2 separate regions of the Mus musculus genome follow, and region 2 is linked to region 1. The links are chromatin contacts, found by Hi-C or POLR2A ChIA-PET in ENCODE. All regions are on one chromosome and are shown on one strand. The core of a region is the stretch at or near the end of the contact, and the rest is flanking DNA. Distances in the headings are between cores, read along the strand shown.

Region 1 (5,010 bases), core at 2,290-4,789:
AACTGCTTTTTATATTAACAGTCCTGTGATTGTTTTAAAGAATGTCAGGGAATGTTAGCTGCCCTTTCTTAAACAAATTTTTCTAGACTAAAATTTGCAAAGTAATTTGATCAAAAAACATATTGTAAAATATATTTCAGGAGGATATACATACATACATATATATACATATATATACATATGTGTGTGTGTATACATATACGTGTGTGTGTGTGTGTGTGTGTGTGTGTGTGTGTGTGTGTGTGTGATAGTGGTTCGAGGACCAAGGTCAATGGGAAAGAGACTACAGAGGGAGCAGGAAGGCTGGCAAGACTAGAAGGGCCACCCAAGTGCAAAGAGGAAGAAAAGAAAGTACACTGGAACCCTCACAGTAAAGAGCAGGAGCAAGTCAGACCCAGGTCTTGATTCCAGTTACAAACTACTGGTACGTTCTCAGTGATCATCCCACCACTAGCAAAACTGGAAAAGTTAAGGATTAAGCACATGAGTGCTGAAAGACTGACATACACACCAACCACACATGTGATTTTGTTGATAAGGCAAGCTCTCTTACTTCAACACCAAGGGCTACACCACAGAGCAAAGCTGTCACGGCCAGCTCCAACATGTCTCAAGCTTCACTGGTCAATGCCATTCCTGCCTTGCTAAGTCCCAGCCAGCCTGCTCCAAGCACAGAGTAACTGACTAGCATGAACTCGTGACACAGTGCTCACAGATAAGTGAGGAACCACTGGGCAAGCTAGTCATGACAGACTATATTCTGACCTGCTCCTACAGCAGGGGAGTTCAAATACTTACAACCACTACTACATATCAAACTCTCAAAGGTCAAATATAAGTTATGATGTAAATATCTTCCTTGCTTAGATGGCAGCCTAGAAGAGGGTAGGTATCAGAGAGTGTTGGGGTTTGATCAGGGGTTAGTTAACCTCAAGAAACTGTAGCAGGGTTAGGTAAACTGGTTCCCAGGAGTTGCCTCATACAGACTAGCATTCACTAAGACAGTCAGTGTCAGCACTCCTGACTAACTCAGACAGCTGGGCAGCTAAGGAAGCTACCTCAACAATGTCCTGACAAAGACATTCATTCCATAAATAAAGTCCATGTATTTATTCTCTTCTCTCGGGTCCTGGCAGAGTACTATCCCTCGCTGTCTGTGATAGAGTGGACCAAATGCAGTGTAAATGGAAGAAAACTAGCAAAGTGGGCAGCAAGAACACACACAATGAGTTCGTCTGGGGTGTAATTCAGTTGTCCAGTGTTTACCTAGCACGCAAAGCCCTAGGCTTGATTTCTCACCACATTTGTAATCTTGGTGCTTGGGAGGCAGAAGCAGGAGATCAGGAGTTCAAAGCATCCTTGTAAACAAGGATGGTTTTTAGGCCCGTTCTGGGGATTGATGGGAGTGGGGTGGGCAGGAGGAGGAGGAACTGCTCTGTAGTGGAGCTTAAAAAACACTTTTCACCTGATTTCTATCACTGTCTCCCTTTTCAACACCAAAACTTTCCAATCAAAACTTCCCTCCTGCCCTCCCTGGAGGATCCTGTTAAAACACAGATTCTCATTTAGCAAGGCTGGTAGGGGACCTGGAAATCGGTATCTAAGGCTGCTGCAGCTTCTGTCGAAGAGCCAAACCCTACTCCAGATCCACCAAGGAGAACAGAGGAAGCACACAGACCTCACCAAAGCCTCTTAAACTCCCTCCTCTTCCCAAGAAGCTAGGTATTACTGAAGTTTATTTCTAGACAAGGAACTGAATTATTTAACAAACATCTCATGTAATCAAGAAAGGCTGCCAACAGGCTTCATGGAGTCTAAATGACATATTATTAATTTGCTTGCTCCTCACAGCTTTCCTGGCAACATAAATGGTGCCAGTTTCCCCCAACCCTTTAAAATGACAGTTCTGCCTCACTTACCCAGCAGCACATAGCCCTGGGAGTCACGACAGCAGTGGTTCTCAACCTTCCTAATACAGCAACCTTTTAATACAGTTTGTGTTGTGGCTACCCCAAAGCCTAACATGATTTTCGTTGTTACTTCATAACTGTAATTTGTCACTGTTGTGATTCATAACACAAATATCTGACACACAGGACATTTGGTCATCGAACCCCCCCCCCATGGGGTCATGACCCACTGGTTGAGAAACACTACACTACAGAGACCTGCAGATGATCCAAAGGACCAGCAAGCCCTCCCTGGTGAACAAGACTCATCCACATCAGAATAGACATCACCCATTATCTCAATCTTCAGAGAATGACTATGGGGTACCAACTGTTTTGGGGTTCGCTGACAGAAGCAAAAACGTGTTCAGCACTGCAGTCTAGGCAGCCTTCAGAGACAATTTTTTAAATTGAATTAAATTATTTCTTTTTAGTTAGCTGACCTTGAACTCACTGTGTAGCCTAGGACTTTCATTCCTCGTGCCCCCCTCTCTCAAGTGCTGGGATCAAAGATGTGCAAAATATCCCCACTTGACTGTAGGAAACTTCCTTATAACAACCTATGAGTTAGTTAGGTGTGTGAAAACTGCTATGCTAGATGAGAGGTCTCACTCCATGAGGTAAGAATCCTCTGTGGTCCAGGTATCACTTGCACATGCGCACAGCAAGGAAACATCAGGTAAACCAGCCAGGCAGCCAATAAGAGCCAACACCTTGGAATGAAACAGATCCTGATCCATTATGATCTTAACCTAATCTGGGTTCCCAGCTCAGAGGAGTGCACACATGACTGTGTGGTAAATGTAGACACACACATCACACACACACTCCACACACTCGGAGGCCAGAGGGCTTCAGGTGTGTTCCTCTATCACTCTCTACTGCCTTGAGATGGGCTTTCACTGAATTGAAAGCCTTTACAGCTAGGCTGGCTGGCCGCCAGCCGGCCAGAGAGGATCCACTTGCCTCTGACCTCCAGGGCAGGAATTACAGATTTACTGCCTTCCAAGCTTTTCACACAGGTGTGTGGGAGTCAAACTCAGGCCTTCCCGCAACAAAGCACTTTTATCCACTGAGCCATCTCCCAAGCTCTCTTTCACACTCATGCCTGGGGTCCCCCACTAGAATGGCACACAGCAAGAGGATAGCAAAAACTCCTTAGCTGAAGTCACAGACCTCTGTAAAGCAGTCACAGCCCTGCAATGTTCAATAGAGGGATCTATAAGTGCACAAACAGCGGATGCTGAACTCGTGGGAGAAATCTAAGCAAAAAGCCTAGCATAACTTGCACACATAAAAGAATGAGCCAACAAACAATTTCAATCATTACATCCACCTCAGTGACTGGATCTGTTCAGTTTACCTTTGTTTTCTACAAAGACCAGTCCCTTGCATAGAGAAGATGTAAAACTGCCATTTCTCTTGACGAAGAAGGAAACCAAGAGTTGCCAGGTCAAGTGCTAAGCATGGGAGGTACAGGGACCTCAGCATGTTCCTCCACCAACATACAAGCTTCCGGGAACCAAGGAGATTGTCTACCCCAGTCCTCAACTCTCACACAGACTACACAGGCCCTGAACAAACACAGAGGCAACTGTGAGCCTCTGATGACTCACGCTGCCTTGGCTTCTCCCTGGTGTAGACAGACATCAACCAACACATTTCCAGAAAGGTGCTAAGATAGCAACAACGTTAGAACAAATGCAGTCCAGCCTAGAGCTGGATCCGATTCCCCATGGGACCTTGCAGTAGTCAGTCACCACAATGACTCACGAGCAGCGGCCATCCACACTGACCCCACTCAGATTCCAGGACACACACACATGTAACACAGAGAGCCTGTAAAGGTCCAGAGGACAACATTCTTGAACCTTCCTGAAGAAACTGGTTCTTTCCTCCAGACATGAGCTCCAGGGATTGAACTCAGGTCGTCTAACTTATGTGGCCAGCTAAGCCACGTCACCAGCCCAGTAAGGAATTTTTTTAAGAGGGTCAAATCCAAACTGTATCACTAGGTCTCAAACAGTGAATTCAAACCATCGTCAAGTTTTTGAAGGTGACAGAATGAGAAGTTACATCCCTTAAGCCCACAAGTTTAACCACCTCACGGACTTATCTCTTGTACCGAGCACGCACAGATAACCCCAGCACTTTGATGCCTGCTTGTCTTACTCAGGCATCCATTTCTAGAATATTCAGCGTCTACCTAAGTCTGTTTTCTAGGCATTCGGGGAAAAGGCACGTGCAGTCAAATGTCTGTGCACCGATTATACAGGATATTTTCCCCTTCAAAAAAAAAAAAAAAAGTAATTAAAATTCTAAGAATTCCAGCCCTGCCCCATACAAATGAAGACTAGAATCTAGACCCCACCACTCAAAAGCTAGAAAAACTTAAGAAACCACTGAACTCTGACCTCCAGTCTCCCTACCTCTAATATGGGGATAATTATAACAGCCAAGTAACTACCATAAAGTATCTAGGAATATCGGAAACACATGCCATCACATGTGTCCAGCACTTTACCAAAGAAAGGGACACAGGAAACTCTCAATGACTGCCACTCCGATTATAGCTTGTCTTTTTATACTGCACCTAACCCTAAATTAACAGTGTGACACTTCATCTTTTTTAAAGTCTCATAATTCTACCCCACTGAAGCCTAACTGAATTTAAAATATACACCAAAAACTAAAAAGGAGATACAGGCACAGCTGCCAAGTGGCAAGTAAGAAGCTGTAATTTTCCATCATTGGAATATATTTAGTGATAACTATAAATGAAAAACTAAGAGAGAAAAAAAAATAGCCCCTGCTTCCAAGCACTCGTCCAGTCTGACAGCCTGAAGAACACAACACGAAGCTGGACTTGTAGTTCCACTGGCCCTGCTCCTTCCTCCCATCTGTAACGAACAGCCACATCCCTGGGGCTGCACCAGGAACTCTCTGCGAGGTGAAGATACCTTGCAGCTGCAGGGAACAGCTGTAATGGTACTGGCCCCCAATCAGGGTAAGCCATCCAATGACTGGTATGTGCTCGGTTTAACAAGCAGAGCTTGCTATT
Region 2 (4,691 bases), core at 1,428-3,927, 43 kb after region 1:
AAAATAGTGGAAGAGCTCAGCTTCTGGAAGCTTCTTGCCCATGGTCAACAAGTCTTAGGACCCATTTACCACCACCCAGACATCCTGCCATCCTGCCGGATGAGAAATCTTTCTGCAAAATGAGCCTGAACTCAAACCCAATGCTGCCCCCCTCCCCCAATAAATAAATGCCTGTCACAGTGTTATCTCAACAGCTCTACCAAGTCATAAACACCCGGGGAACTGGCATTAAATTCCTAGCTAAAAACTGAATTGCTAACTGCTTAAATCCAACTCCAATACAACTCGCTTTTCCTGAGCACTTACTGTGAACCAGCACACTTCCTCGGTTATGATTTTACCAGAAACTCCTAAGGACAGATTCATCAAGCAAGGCCAAGTAGCAGGATATGGACATTCCACTGTTAGGTGTCAGCCTCTGCGCTCCCAACAGGATAGAAAGGCCTGGCTACTAGGCTCCCCGCACACAGTACTGCGCTCATCCTCCGGTCATCTGGAAGCGGCCTGCTGCTGAGAGCGCTGGCTCTCCCCGCTTTCCTTTGACACGTTTCCTTCAGCTGCTGCCATCCTGACAGGAACATATGGCAACTTTTCACCACATTCAACTCTGCCACCTCCTCTGGTGCTTTCATCTGGGAGAACCTGCGTCACAGCACTTGGGTGCAGGAGGGATGCCTCTAAGGACTGCAGCTATGCTCCGGTGGCTAGCTACAGGATCAGACCATTGCTCAGACCAAACTGCGAGGGAGTACTCTCCCACGGCCATCCTTACCCTACAGAAAGCCATCCTTATCCTACAGACTTCTAGGGGAGGATTTGCTTCCCCACCCCCACCCCAAAACTCAGGTCCCGAAAGTCGTCCCCTCAAGCCCTCCTCCTCCTTGCTCAAGGTTTAACAAAAAAAGACCCATACACTTTTGGTAGTTGTGTGACCTTGGGCAAGTCATTTACCTAAGGTCAGACCCGGCTTACTTATTGTAATATAGGACTTACAAAAACCGAGTCGTTCTTATAGCATTGATGTGAATCAGAATGAGATAATGCAATTAAACCACTTTACAGACAGCCTCTCACATAACACGCTAACAATGAATTGTAACTCTCAACAACCATCATCAATAAGGACGACGGTGCAAGAGGAGGAGGTGGCTGGGTAAACTTGGACTAGATTCGCGCCAAGCGCTAATCACCCCTTCCCCCACCGTAGGTCTCCACAAGGAGGAGACACAGACGTCACCCCGCTGTGGGGTGATTGCGGGCTCTGCAGGAGGCTGGATTAAGGACTCCAGTGGGTTATAACCCAGCCCCACCTGGAGGGGTTGCAGGATGAAGGCAAATTCTGTGATGGAAGAATTCCAATCAACCATAAATAGACCCTCTCCTTCCACGACCCACTCTCCAGTTCAGGGAAACAGGCAGTGGCAAGCCACCAGCTCCGTGAGCTCATCCATCCCGTAAGGGGCTGGGGGAAGCGTCCACCTTAGCCTCCCTCAGTTCCCCATCTGCCTTAAGGTGAAGGCGAGGCTGCGCAGCACTAGGTGGCTACGACCTAGAAGTTGGCAAACCAGACCTGGGAAGCATCTCCCCGCTTCCCGGCGCAACCCCGGCCCCAGCCCGCCACGCAGGTGGGCGCACAGCCCACAACCTCACAACTTTGAGTGCATCTGGTCCGGGCCTCAACTTTGGCTCACAGCACTCGGAGCAAACGGCGCCCCCTCAGGCCTCCCCTCTTTTTCGGGGTGCGCCCCCCAAAGGCACGCCCCGTCTTACCTTGTCTGACGGCTTTGAAGGTGACGGCCTCCTTGCAGCTGTCGATGACTCCCAGCACGTCATAGCGGGGCAAGCCGGACACCCGGACCCCCTGCACCTCCAGCAGCAGCTCACCTTCGGCCAGCTTCGGCCCCTCGCCACCGCCGGGAAGCCCCGCCGCCTCGGCCGCCGCCACCGCCCCCACGTACGGAAACTCCCCATGCTCCGCGCCCCCCAGGACCGTCACCCCCAGCTCGCCCTGGGGTCCCCGCTTCACGGTGCACTCGTGAACGCGGCCAGTCCAGTGGTTCTTCTTCTGGATCACTTTCGACATGATGAGTTACAGCCCCTCCTCGAAAACAAAATTCAAATTAAAGAAAAAAAGAAAAAGAAAAGAAAACTGCTAAAACGAGAGACAGGTGCCCCCACAGCACGAGCCCCCGGAGCGGCGGGCTCACGGGAGAAGCATCTCTCGGAGCGCGGGAGCGAGCTACTCGAGCCTCCTCGCCCGACTCTCTCGCGCTCTCAAGCCATCATAAAACAAACTTTCCGGGCTCCGTGAAGAGCCCTGCACGGGCGCCCGCGAGCTTTGTTTGCATTCCGGTGCCTCCGGGTCCGCGTTCCGGCGCCGACCGCGCTCCCGGGACCAGAGTCCACTCCGGCGCCGCCCGGGCCCGCTCTCCGCTCCGCGGCTCTCTCCACACACGCCGCGCCTGCTCCGCGCCGGCCGGCCGCTCCTCAGCGCGAGGGAAGCCCTTTCCAAGCTAGTTGCCGGGAGCCCTGGAGACGCGACGGCGCGGGGCGGGGGTGAGGGGACGCGAGGGAAGTGGCCGCGGCCCCTTTAAGCAGATACAAAGGCTCGGCTTGTTTTGTTACAGTTCATTCTACTCCGCGCGGCGGAGCGCAGCGGCCGGCTGGAGAGGAGACGCGCGCGCATGCGCCCGGCGGCCGCCCGCGGGCAGGCCCGCCCCACCCCTCCTCCTGGAAGGGAGAGATTCCAACGCGCCTCCCGCGGGGTCCTAGGGCCGACCCTTCATTGACGCCAACTTGCTCCTCTCCCTGCACCCCTAGAATTCCTCCTCTTGCAGTGTGGTCGGCTCAGCCAGAGCCTTTTGGGGGAACACGTGTGCTTGCCCGACTCCAGCTCTCGAACTTTTGGAACACAGAGAATTTGGCTTTGGTGTTTGCAAATCGTTTCAAACAGGTGGGGGCTGGGAGACCAATTCAGCGCGGGGCTCACACTCTTGCTGCCTACCCGGGTCCCTCCTCGTCCTCCGCTAGTGCCTGGCCACGCCATCGCTCACGCGCCTTCCGCCACATTTCCGCGCCTGCTCCCCGCCCAGGGGTTCAAGTCCACATGCGGAGCCTGGCTCTTGTCTCTGTGACCCTGAGGACCCGAATCAACAAGACCCACACACCCTCTGCATCCCTGTCCGCGCCCACCAAACGCACCTACACATACGCTCCCATCGTTAAACTTTGGGGCCAACTTTTTAGGACAAGGAAAAAACTGCCAGCGAGCGAGAAAAGCCAAAGCTAGCGTGGCCTTTTTACCTAAGACTTCTCGCTGGCCTCTCATTGTCCTTCCAGCAAAGGGGGCGGCGGTGGCCAGCCCCCTTTGGCTTCTAGGAGAGCCGAGAAACCTAAGCACTGCTTTGGGGAGTAAAGATCACCGCAGGGTGCGGGTCCTGCACAAGCGTGGGCGAGCCGGCCACCTCGGAATTCGCCGCCCAGAGGCGGGGTCCAGTAATCGGGGCACTGGTGAGGCCGGGACAGAAAGAACAGCCCCCACCGCCAAGAAGCCAGTGCAGTGGTGGCCCTAGCGGTTTTGTTTATTTTTCAGTGGTTTCCAATGAGTTCCTCTTTGGTCACGGACTTGAGAATCTACTAGATAAAAGGAGCTGAGTTGGAGCCACTCAGAGAGATGAGGATGTCACTGAGGTGGGTCGAGAGGATAGGTCTGAAGTTCAGATTCCGCAGGCATCTTAAGTACAACATTAAGTGAAGACCTTCCACTTGCCAAGGCTGGAGGAATACAATCACTCCCACCCCCACCCCCACCCCCTCCTCCACCCCCACCCCCACCCCACCCCACCTCACACACAGAGTTGTTAGAAATAATACATAGGCACTGGAAACTTGCAAAGTAAATAATTTATGGTGGCATATAAAATTTCACAGTCTGATAACTGGGGGGGGGGGGGGTGTCAGAGTCCTTAGTGGTTGGGGTTGTAATCCCCTCTCTAGAACATAAGCATACATTTAAGCTCTTCAAGCCCTGTTTCTAGAGAGCTATTCTAAGTTAATAAGAATGAGGGCCTGGCGTTTTACATCTGTAATCCTGGTACTTGTGAGGCTGAGGCATGGGGACCAAGAATTCAAGGCAAAGTCTAGGAGAGGATGGCCTGGGCTCCCTAAGACTGGCTACACACAAAAAACCGTCTTGCTCCTGATTATTTGAAAAGGTGAAAGGAATTTCATGTCTCTGGTGTTTTGTTGTTGTTTTTTTTTTTTTTGGTTTTGTTTTTGGGGGATTGGTTGGTTGTGTTTTCCCCCAAGTGGTGATAGTGGTGTTGGGGGAGGGGGGCTGCTTTTTGGTTTTGTTGGTTTTGGTTTTACTGAGGTCAAATGAGCAGTCCCTTCAAACCTAACTGCCAAACCCTAACAGAGATCTAGCCATCAGCATCTCTAGGATGTTTTAATTTGCTTTTTGTTGCTATAATAAAACACTAACCAAAACCGACTTAGTCAAAAAGGGTCTATTTGAACTTAGAGCTCAGGAATGCACCTTACTGGTTTGCTTCTCCTGGATTGCTCAGCTGCCTTTCTTCTACATCCTAGGTCCACATGCCCAAGGATGGCACCCACCACAGTGGCCTGGGTCCTCCTGCAACAGCCAGCAATCAAGAGAATGCCCTATAGGCATAGCTACTCCCCAGGTC

Evidence for each region. A loop is a pair of places that touch in the nucleus more often than their neighbours do. ChIA-PET counts read pairs that join two places held with the same protein, here RNA polymerase II (POLR2A).
Region 2: a map of heart shows a loop between it and region 1 (2.2-fold over the local background). The contact joins the promoter of Magi1 here to the enhancer-like site in region 1. A Hi-C loop is called at or near these places in 3 of 37 maps with a recorded cell type or tissue (all heart). POLR2A ChIA-PET finds 5 or more read pairs at or near these places in 3 of 5 experiments (Patski and embryonic stem cell).

The regions. Positions count from the first base shown.
Region 1 is chr6:94,237,817-94,242,826 of GRCm38, forward strand. The region is part of intron 1 of Magi1 (membrane associated guanylate kinase, WW and PDZ domain containing 1); the gene reads right to left. Among named protein-coding and RNA genes, the nearest start is that of 4930511A08Rik, 2.9 kb to the left of the region's middle. Within about 2 kb of position 3,540, at least 1 of the 3 ENCODE cell types and tissues checked has a DNase peak (open chromatin) inside an H3K27ac peak, as active enhancers do; it is heart, where a contact is called at or near this core.
Region 2 is chr6:94,281,240-94,285,930 of GRCm38, forward strand. It overlaps Magi1 (membrane associated guanylate kinase, WW and PDZ domain containing 1), which reads right to left and starts at 2,678. Exons shown (of 24, transcript NM_001029850.4): 1 at 1,771-2,678. The coding sequence starts at 2,083. It overlaps Gm31661 (a long non-coding RNA gene), which reads left to right and starts at 2,682. Exons shown (of 5, transcript XR_377886.4): 1 at 2,682-3,690.